2 separate regions of the Homo sapiens genome follow, and region 2 is linked to region 1. Evidence: read pairs that join two places in POLR2A ChIA-PET (ENCODE). Cell type or tissue: PC-3. All regions are shown on one strand. Each heading gives the region's core, and the rest is flanking DNA. Links, peaks and the distances in the headings are about the cores only. Region 1 has its middle 190 kb from the start of LINC02058. Region 2 overlaps LOC105379080 (a long non-coding RNA gene).

What was found. ChIA-PET counts read pairs that join two places held together with the same protein. Peaks named below come from ENCODE experiments on the same cell type or tissue, not always from the same donor. Only the 100,000 strongest peaks of a DNase experiment are listed, where the experiment ranks them.
Region 2: POLR2A ChIA-PET joins it to region 1 with 5 read pairs; 1 of 35 experiments calls an interaction of 5 or more read pairs at or near these places.

The regions. Positions count from the first base shown.
Region 1 is chr5:92,747,685-92,753,080 of GRCh38, forward strand. No RefSeq gene overlaps it. Among named protein-coding and RNA genes, the nearest start is that of LINC02058, 190 kb to the right of the region's middle. In PC-3, for the core only: no CTCF peak of the experiment used is centred there; a DNase peak (open chromatin) is centred at 2,397.
Region 2 is chr5:92,328,570-92,333,965 of GRCh38, forward strand. LOC105379080 (a long non-coding RNA gene) reads left to right here. Exons shown (of 4, transcript XR_007058867.1): 1 at 1-802; 2 at 3,880-3,998. Among named protein-coding and RNA genes, the nearest start is that of LINC02058, 610 kb to the right of the region's middle. In PC-3, for the core only: no CTCF peak of the experiment used is centred there; no DNase peak of the experiment used is centred there; H3K27ac peaks cover 501 bases.

The DNA of each region.
Region 1 (5,396 bases), core at 110-5,109:
TTCAATATTTGTTGAGCACTTGTTGAATTTACATACATTGTCTTGGATTTGAAGTTATATAAAACTGCAGGGAGCATGAAGATGTTCAAGCTCAAGATTCAGACTTAAGAGATATTATTGATAAATGATTATTAAATATAAGCAGGCAGATAACATCTTCAACTGAGGGAATGTAGCAGAAGAGCAAAGAGGCCAAACACTGTGAGGAGCCACAAATAATGGACAAGGGAAGAAGAGGAGCCAAGGATAGGAAGTAGCTAACAAATTAGCCAATTAAACATCATTGGAATTTCTGTGTGTAAGTAACTGATCATGATACTAAGAAGAACACAAAGTAATAGAAGTCATAGTCAGCTTGATTCGTTTCCTAGTAGAAATTATCATCTAAAATAGAAAATGCTATCAAAAACACTAAGTGAAAATTAGCTTTTAATAAGTATTTATAAAATATGAGTGAAGATCAATAAATAAATCTAGTACAGTTGTCACAAACATGCACAAGAATTTTAATAAGCTAGGGTACTTAAATGGTTTCCCAAGCTCCAATCCAGATTTATAGAATCCAAATATCTACTTAAAGATTTTTCTGTCTTTCCTTCTCTTCTTTTTCTCTTTTTCTTTCTTTCTCTCTTTTCCTTTCCTTTCCTTCTTTCCTTTCCTTTTCTTTTCTTTCCTTTCCTTCTTTCCTTTCCTTTTCTTTTCTTTCCTTTCCTTCTTTCCTTTCCTTTTCTTTTCTTTCCTTTCCTTTCTCCTTCTTTCTACTTTCCCATATAATTCTGATGATGAGACAAGCTTGGGAAATGCCAGTTTAGTGACATAAACAGACACATATTTTGACAGGAATGGAATTTAAAATATTTTTAATATTATCTAAAGTATTCATATAGTTTATTGGAAGAAATGGAATTTCACAGTTCTGGAAATTAATCGTTAGGTAAATAGATGAGTGAGCTTAAGTGAAAGGAAAAAAGAAGAAAGTTTTACAAATATAAGTATGCAATTAGGTTTCCAGTTTCCTATGCATTATCGATGGCATGCTATCTAGTGCTTACCTAAAAGAAGAAACACAGATGGTAGACTGGCAGACTGGTAAGTCCTAATGATTATGTATCCAAACATAGAAGATGAGTTCATTGTGTGCTCGTGCTCTGTGTTCTGATACCTGAGGAAGTCTACCATTTTTTAAGTTGAAGTTTCCAGAATACTTCACCTTTATCTGAAAGCACTTAGGGAACACGGTTGTTGTTTTTGTTTAAAATAATTTTACCAGTGGTACAATTTGAGATATTCTAATACCTATTCTGATAAAATTCAATACCTATGTCAGAAAATGTCACTGTGAGACCTATGCAGAACCCCAGAAACTGACTAATTTTGTACAGAAAACTTGACTTGCTGTATGGTTGTCAAATAGTGTCTTATAAAGTATTAGATGAAGCAAAAGACAAACAAATTTCTTTATATATTCTTGCTTTTAGAACTTATATAAATACTGAAAAGAAGGTGTAAATGTTCGTGATACAATTCAGAGAACTGTATCTCAAGGAGATTACTTATTAATTTCAGAAATATATTTATGTGTAAACCATGGTAGAAAGTATCAAGTAAAATCCTGTTGAAATGAAAAAAAAAACAAAGTAAAAGTAGAAGATGTACCAGAACTAATACAAGTAAAATAGATGGAGTAATTTTGGGAAGAACATTCATGAATTGTGGAATGTTTAAGATAAAAATGTTATTTAGCAAGAATCTGGTCCTTTTTAAAAAATCATAAATTATGAGCATTAACAAGGACTATCCTATAAGTCCCTAGTGGTTAATTGGCTGTGCTTCAGGAATCCATTTATTATTTTTTTGGAAAACCCATGTCCAATAATGTTGACAGTATAAAAGAATGGGGGACTTAGGAGGTAGAACACTTATTTAGTAGATAGAGGCAAAATGAGAATATTATCCCATTCTATTCCAATCTTCAAAATATCACCCTCCCCAGAAATTTCTCAACCAAATACTTTTAAATTGGATTAAACAGATTACTATACAGATTTTTTCATTTTTAATTCTAACAATAGCTATGGATCATAAAAATAAAGGCTACTGGTTGCTCTTTCCCCAAAATACTGGAAGTCTGGAAGGAGAAAATGGCGAAGTGGAAAGCTGATTCTTTCTGCCCAGATTTGGGACATGAGTGCCCCATGTTTAATGCTTAAAAAAGAGAAAATAAACCTTCTCTACTATAGCCACTCTCATCTCATATTCTGGTGAAAATAAGCAAATAGCCTTCCTTTGGAGACTAGCTGAAGAAAAACTCTAAAGCTCTCCCCCCACCATTCTTTTGTCCTCCTCAGATTAAGGAGCTCTTTGTGTTTGTTTTAAAGCAAGATGACTCAGAGACTACAAACACCATTTGAGATAAATTCCTGACAGAAACATCCACCCACGGGTCCATTCCCTTGATGCTGCCTTAACCTTGCCTTCTTAGGTGAAAGTCACCTACAACTTTTCTACTACAACTTTATTAGTTGGATGAGAACCAAAAAACTAACTAGTTCAGAAATTATCTGAGTCAAGAAAAAAAAACAAAAAACCTGTTTTAACAAGTATATACTTGAGTACATGATGCTGCATGCAGAGATATAAACAAACAAACAAAAAATTATAATGAGAGAACTCACGGTGGGATACTGCAAATCCTTGTGGTGGATTGTTTTCTAGTCCCATGAAGGAATAATATAATCTCTATTGGTTTTTATTCTTACTTTTGTTCCTGTGTCACACGTATCAAAGTGGAACTTGAAAACAGTATGTTTTTTAATTAAAGCAACCAAAACTCTACACTTTTGTTCCCAGTGGTGATTCTAACATTAAGTCAGTATTTAGCACAGCTGTTCACACTCCATAAAATAAAGTTACCTGTCTGATAGAAACAATGCATTTTAAGCTTACATTTTGGGAGATTTAAATGTGTAACTCACAGCTCAAAAGACTTTAAGACATGAAATTAAATATAGTAACTCATGGTAAAAGGTGAAAAGTCCCTAGAAGCTTAAACCATAGAAAGGAAGCATTAAGCTTTCAACTTGCATATTTAGAAATGAAACATCTAGACATATGTATTAGGAGAAGTATAATTATTTCTTAGAAGTTTTAATTATTGGTCACTAAAACAAATTTGATTTCATAAATTAAAAATGTAACAATTATAAGTAGATACTGCACAAGTGAATCTATGTTATTCTTATAAAACATAAATATAATACTATTTACTTATTCAGAAGTAATTTTCATATAGAATTATACATTGTTAAATTCAATCATCAGAGGTTTTGTGGTTGTTGTTATTTTTGATTATTTGTTTTTATTTTGTTTTGCTTTGCACTAAGTCCAAAACAAGGGTTATATGAAATTAAAAACATCTGGATACATATTATCATTACTTGCAGAAATTTAAATTAACATTTTATATTACTCTAGATAAAATGATACACATTTTTATCTTTTGAATCCAATATTTTTAAGTTTTTGAGCAAATTATAATCCTATTATAAAAGTCAGAACATCTATTTTCTGTAGGATTATCCTAAATGCATTGAAGCAATAGATCTAGAATTTAAAATTTAGAATTAGAATTTACTATATGGATTGCCCATGTAAATTAGATACAAAACAGAGATTAAGTGTCCTTTATCTCTGTTATTCCCATGTTGTACATTATTTTACAAAAACTTAGCTCTCAAAAATATTTGTAAAATTAAATATTTTTCTATTAATATAATATTTCATACTTGATAGGATATAGTTTCTTTCCTAATAAGATCTTTAAATTGAGCTCAAGTGTTTTGTGTTGACTTGTTTCCATGAATTGTGTAGCTATAATTTAGTTTTTTGAAAGGAAACAATTTTAAAAACCAAAAACTGCATGACACATAAATTACCAAATGTTTTCATACAATAATTTAAAGTGTAGAGATCTAATATGGACAATTCATCTACCTATCCCACATAAAAATGACTTAAAAAAAAAGATACAAGCCATTTGTACAATATAAGTTTACAATGACTAAGAAAGCAGTCGACATTTTTTGTAGATTTCCGTCACGGGTACAAACAGTGAATATTGAATGAGAACAATGAGAAATGTAATGATAACTCTGGAGACTCACAATCTTGTAGTTATTTTATCTAACGTATTATCTTGGCTCCTTATAACCAATATATGTTCAAGATACACTACTATGTAGTATATTTCTCAAACAGGCCATGTGCTTACTTTACCCTAGCATCCATCTGAAACCTCATTTTCATTACCTAACACAATAATCTTTATTTTCTTTTCTGTGGAATCCGTTCTTTCTCCAGCAGCAGGAATAAACTTCCTCATACACCATTTACAATATGTCAGTCCCTTATCAAGAAATATGCTGCCCCTCATAGTACAATAATATTACCAGAAAAGCCTAAAATTTATAAGAGGCACTGAAGGGTATATAAACTAAAGTCACAAATATTCTGGCATTGATTGATTCATTCATTTATCAAATATTAACTGAGGTCCTGATATGTGCCTGGCAAAGTGAAAGTTGTGAAAGCTTCTAGCAATGAAGAAGTGAAGAAGAAAGCCTAGGTCTTTCCCTCAGGTAGCTTGCACTTCCAAATAAGCAACCTAGACCACAGTTAACTCAGCCCAAGATTACCAGGAACACCTGCAGGTGAGCACGTTGTGTGTATTACCTGTTGCAGGGAGGGAGAGCATACGCCTTAGGGAAGCGTAGTGCATCTCAGTGAGAGCACATTAGACAAAAACTATTAAGGGATTTGTGCTCTAGTTGGGTAACACTGGGAGGAGGTTAAGGGAACAAGATCACTCTAGATTGAGTTCTGTCATAGAGCAGGGGTGATTTTATACCCTTGAATATCTCAATAAATCTTATCTGCAGGAAGGGCAGATTAGAGCAGGGTTAAAACTGTAACTGGTTTAGAAAAGCAGTAGCCACTCAGTAAGAAAGGGGATTGGTTGTTGTTTTGTGGATTACCCAGTGACCCATTTGCCCAGATGGGAATGTTCAGTGAGAATTTTATGTTCAACAGGAGAACAACATGGCTTAGCTATAAAAGTCAGATCAGTTTGTATTAATAATATTCTAATAATAATATTGAGGCTTAGGTTTGAGTGTCATAGCAGTTCTTAAGCATCAAAAGCTACTGCTTTTTTTCTCTCACAGATTATACAGGAAATGAACAGAAAAAGGTGATAAATATTACTAGGACTAATTTACATTATGTGGCCGAGAAGACCACTTTGTGAAGATAACATTAAGCTAAGACCTGAGGGGAGGTGATATGAAGAGCTTAGAAAAGAACCTGTCTGCCGGGCGCAGTGGCTGATGCCTGCAATC
Region 2 (5,396 bases), core at 339-5,338, 420 kb before region 1:
TATGAACATACCTAATATTTCTGGAGCATTAACTCTTCAGAGGTATAATCACACTGTGTATCAATAAAGATAAAATACGTGATAAGTGAAATTTTGCTTTCTGGCTGCTTTGGGATTATGTGGCTAATGACCATCAGGCAGACACTCAGGCAATTACAATGGGGAGATTTCTTAGCTCTGAAAGCACAGGCAAGATTCCAAAATGTGCAAAACAAGCAGAGCATAGAGTAGGGGCAAAGGTGATATATTCATGGATGAGTGCAAGTTTTGGTTTTCAGGAGTTCAAGGAGCAAGTCTGTTCAGAATATTGTTATAAAGCAGATAGAGGACAAAAGCATAATTGAAATAACCGGAATGTACATAGGCTAACTGCATTGCTTTATGTGGTGTGGTTCTGTGGAAAGATTATTAGACTTACAAGAGTGAGGACTCACAGTTCTGCCAGCAAATAAGCTGAGTGGCTTCAGACAAGCCACTTTACTTATCTCTGGGCCTCAGTTTTCCCGTTTATGGATTAAAGACATTCACAGACATTGGCTGAGTGCCCGCAATGTGCCAGCTATTGAGCTAAACTTGGGATGCTAGAAAAGACAATCCCTTTTCTGGATTAGGAAGTTTACATTTTAAAGATGCAAGAAGGCACTAAACAAGGGCAGTGAGGTACAACAAGCTCTGTGGTTTTATTTCTCCTAAATGGGAGGAAACATAGAGAGGAAGAAAAGTATGCAATCTCAGTTGCAAATGGAGGCAGGGGCTCACCATGTTCTCTGATACGATTGTACCGCCCATTGGTAAGAATCAGGTAATTGTCCTGAGCCTTGTCGAGTTGTTTATTTGTTTGTTTCTTGCAATAGCTTCTAACGTAATTGATCTGCTAAGAATTATTTATAAACTCTCTCATGTAAATGCCCTTACAATTGTCAATGGCTGTAATTCTATATCAAGATCAGTGCTATGGCATCTTTGATATAGCTATGAACTTCAAGTTTTATGTTTAAACTTATAGTATAATTTTTGGAAAAATTATTCAATGGTAATGATGTAAAAAATCAATAGGAATGGAAACATGACAAATGTTTCAACAATTAAAATAAAATATTGCTTTCTGTTTAAAAGAGCATATAGTCACCTTTCAAGTTAAACTTTGGTCTTACAATCTGTTTTAATGATATAAGAGAAAATAAGCTTAATTAGGTTCATTGTAAAGTCCTCAAAAGAGCAGATCAGAATATCGGTCACTACCTTGTGGCCCAGGTAGAATTCCATAGTGCACAAATTACTGAAGCTCTTTGAATATCTGAACAGTCAGAAAACTCTATTTAGAATTATGCATATGACAGAGACTAGAATGTGTTCTAAGAATAGCTTACATCACATCAAGAAGAAAAGCACCAGATGATTACTTTTAGTCAATTCTATTTTTGTACTGTAGGTACTGATAAAAAGCTTCTAACATAACGGAAGTAGCTGTTGCATCACAACATATCATCACATTTTAGAATTGGAAGAAATTGAACATGCATCTAATATAATTCCTTTGGACTAGGTCCGAGAAATAAAAGACACACTCAAGTTCACAGAAATATACAATTCTGACTCTTATATTCAGTGCTCTTACACATGTATTTTGCTGCTTTGTTATATAAAAATAACAGTAAATACAGATTCAAAAGTTTGGGGAACTTGTGAGTTGAAAGAACAAATCATAATAAAGCAAACCTAATAAAAGAAAATCTATATTTACACACATGACTAAATGTCAGCGATTTTTATCTTTACAAAAGGATTCACTGAAAGCTTCTGTTAAGTGGTAAACTATGTTTTTTCAAGACTTTTATTTGTTTGTACTATATTGATAGCACTATACATGTATTACATAAAATATACCTACTCATAAACTGTCTTTGAGTTATTGGAGTGATTTCTGTTCTGAGAATTCTGAATTTGTTAATGGACAGATAATGCAGAGAGAAAACTTGATTAAAGCCCTGGCAACAGATGATACTATGACTATACCTCAACTAAAATGCCATGTCATAAATAGTTATTTTAATATTTATGGTACTTACTTTTGAGTAGGGATATGGGAAAACCTCTCAAAAGCTATCATCCAGGTTTTAATATAAGGAGGAACAAACCTAGGAGAGTACTGGGAAATGGGGAATAAATGTATAGAAGTATCTGGCACTGTTAGTTAGTCAGGAAATAAGACATTAATAAAGAAAATCTTTTTAAAATTTTGATTATCTACATGCCTTATAAAATATCGCTGCTATACAATATATGATAAAATCTGAGTTTTTCTTACATAGTTTTTCTTCCAAATCTTTTCAACATGTTCTTAACATCCATGATGTTTAACAGATCTTAAACATTGTTGAAAATATACCATTTTCAATAATATTGCTGTTTTTCCATTCCTATATATGCCACTAAGTGCCTGCCACTTAGTGGACACTTAACACAAATTTGTTGAATGAATACATGAATATGTGTTGATTTTCAATGTAGGAACAATTTTAAAATATCAAAAAAATTATTCAATTTCTTGGTCTTTAAATAGCTTATTAGAGGAATAAATTCTAACTGAAAATGATAATAACTAAACTTTATTATCTCCTATTTATTACAGGTATTACACAGCAAGTGGGCACCAATATATCATTTCCTCAGTAGTCATAACTGCAATGGATTTTGTTACATCAGTATAGCCAATTTACCAAAGAAGTTTGGTCAAAACATCAAAGAATGCCTTACCAATAATCGGATAGTGCCTTTTAACTGTGTCCAAGACCCTACATACTAAGTAGCTTAGGTTGTGATAATAAAACCTAGATGAACTGCAAACTGCAGTCCAAAACAACACAGGTCATCTCATCTTCTTTGGATAGCTTCCACAACTAAGGCAGCATATGTGGGTCTTATGATTTTAGAATATAGATGACATCGTCTATATGATAGAAGAACTTTAATAAACACCCAAGTAAATATATGGAAACTCACAATTGCTATAATTTTGAAATGTAAGGAATTTGACATAACAAAATAGGATGAATTTTGCCTTTGCAGATCAAATACTTTTCAATGCCAGTCTTTTGATGTTTTGATAGCCTATGCATGTATGTAAGCCATATTTAGAATGCTGCATTGAAGAAGGAATCCGGGCCAGATTACTTGCATTAACTTTGGATGCTCTTTGTTAACTATACTTCTAGAATTACAGAGAAGCCTGAGGCCACATTGAAGGGTAATTGAATGACTTGATTCTTGGTAGTAAATTGCAGAAATTAAAGAATAATTTCCCACACTATGTTTATTGACCTCATGAAAGCTATTAATGTCGTTAAAAGGCCTGGCTGCACAAAGACAGTCAAGTATCATGGTTGACTTAGCTTTTTGCTCCTGTGTCCCTCTAACTATCACAGCTGGGGTCATTACATTCATTCTTTCATTTATTAAATAAATATTTATTGAGTGCCCGCTATATGCCAAGCTTCCCACTTGGTGTAGAAGTGACAAGGAGTGAATGAGATGTGATTCCTTATGCAGCTGAACACTGGTAACTTAGAAGAATCAGATTAATACTAGCCTTATTTGACCTTGCATGCAGACTCAAGTAGCTGTGTAACCCTCTTGACTTCTCATCTCTGAGTCATTGCCTTACTTCTTGGCCTTACTTCCTTATTTTGGGGATCATTTTGTACGTGTTTGCTCTTAGGCACTCCTAAACACTGGAATTCTGCTTCAGATCCTCAGAATTCATGGCATATCATTCCTCCACTATCCTGTTCTCCACATTTTCAGCTAAGCCATCATTAAGCATCTGAATGTTGGTTATTACCAGATTCCTTTGATAGCCTGTTTCTCTTTCATTCTTAGAGGCTGAAAAGATTCTGTTACTGAAACTCAACACTTAGTTGATACCTGCTACAACTTTAACTACTCGTTGACTGTTTACGGCTTTTGCTGTAAGTTGGAGTATGGTGACAAACACACAAGTAAGTTTGCAAAGGCATAGAATATTCATGCCTTAAATAATATCTACCTTAACTTCTAGGCTATATGGTCATTGAAAAATAGAGCTAAGTTGTATTCATCTCTTGTCACTCAGTATTTAATACATGGATATTTTGTTTTATTAAATATTTACATGTATCAATGCCAAATAGTTTTATAGATTAGCTGAAGCGGATTAACTCCTTCTTCATTTAAGAATGACTCAGTTAGGTTAGCAAAGAGAAGTGAGTGATTTTAATCTATAAATTTCCCTCCAACTTGGCATTATTTGCTTCCTCCTTGTAGGGTTAATTCAAAACGGTCCAGAGCTTTAGTAATTTGCTGGTTAGGTGCATTTTCCCCAAAACTCTCATAGTACTGTTCTTGTTGACTTCTTTAATACTAGCTCTAATTGCTACAGTATGTGTGTTGTGTGTGTGTGGGTTTTTTTTCTAGATGTAATTTACCTACTAAAATATTCACCTGTTTGAAGTAAAGAATTCAGTATTTTTTTGTATATTTGCAAGGTGGTATGGTTGTCACAACTATCAAGTTTCAGGATATTCTCAGCCCAGTAAAAAACTCATACCTTTTAGCAATCACTCCTCTCCCTTCCAAACCTTTGAAGAGATAATCTACTTTCTGTATCTGTGCACTTGCCTTTTCTAAACATTTCATATAAAAATATCATGCAATATGTAGCTTTTTGTATCTGACATTTTCACTTAGTGTAATATTTTAAAGGGTTATCTACATTGTAGCGTAAATCACTACTTTCTTTCTTCTTTGTTTTTTTTTTTTCTGAGACAGAATCTCACTCTTTGCCCAGGCAGGAGTGCAGTGGCAGGCTCTCAGCTCACCGCAACCTCCGCCTCCTGGGTTCAAGTAATTCTCTGCCTCAGCCTCCTGAGTAGCTGGGATTACAGGCATCTGCCACCACACCCAGCTAATTTTTTTTTTTTTGTAGAGACAGGGTTTCACCATATTGGTCAGGCTGGTCTCAAACTCCTGACCTTGTGATCTTCCCTCCTCGGCCTCCCAAAGTGCTGGGATTACAGGCATGAGCCTCCACACCCGGCCCTGCTTTCTTTCCTTCTCTTTTGGCTGAATAATGTTTTATTGCATGTATATGCTACCTTTTATTTATTCCTTCATCAGATAATGAACATTTAGATTGTTTGCACTTTTTGGCTCTTTTGAATAGTGCTGTGATAAACATTTAGATTGTTTACACTTTTTGGCTTTTATGAATAGTGCTGCTATTAACTTTCAAACAAGTTTGTGTGTGGACATGTGGTCTCAGTTATCTTGGATATATACATAGCAGTATAATCTGTGGATCATATGGAACTTTATGCTTAACTTTTTAAGGAACTGCCAAACTGTTTTTCAAAGTAGCT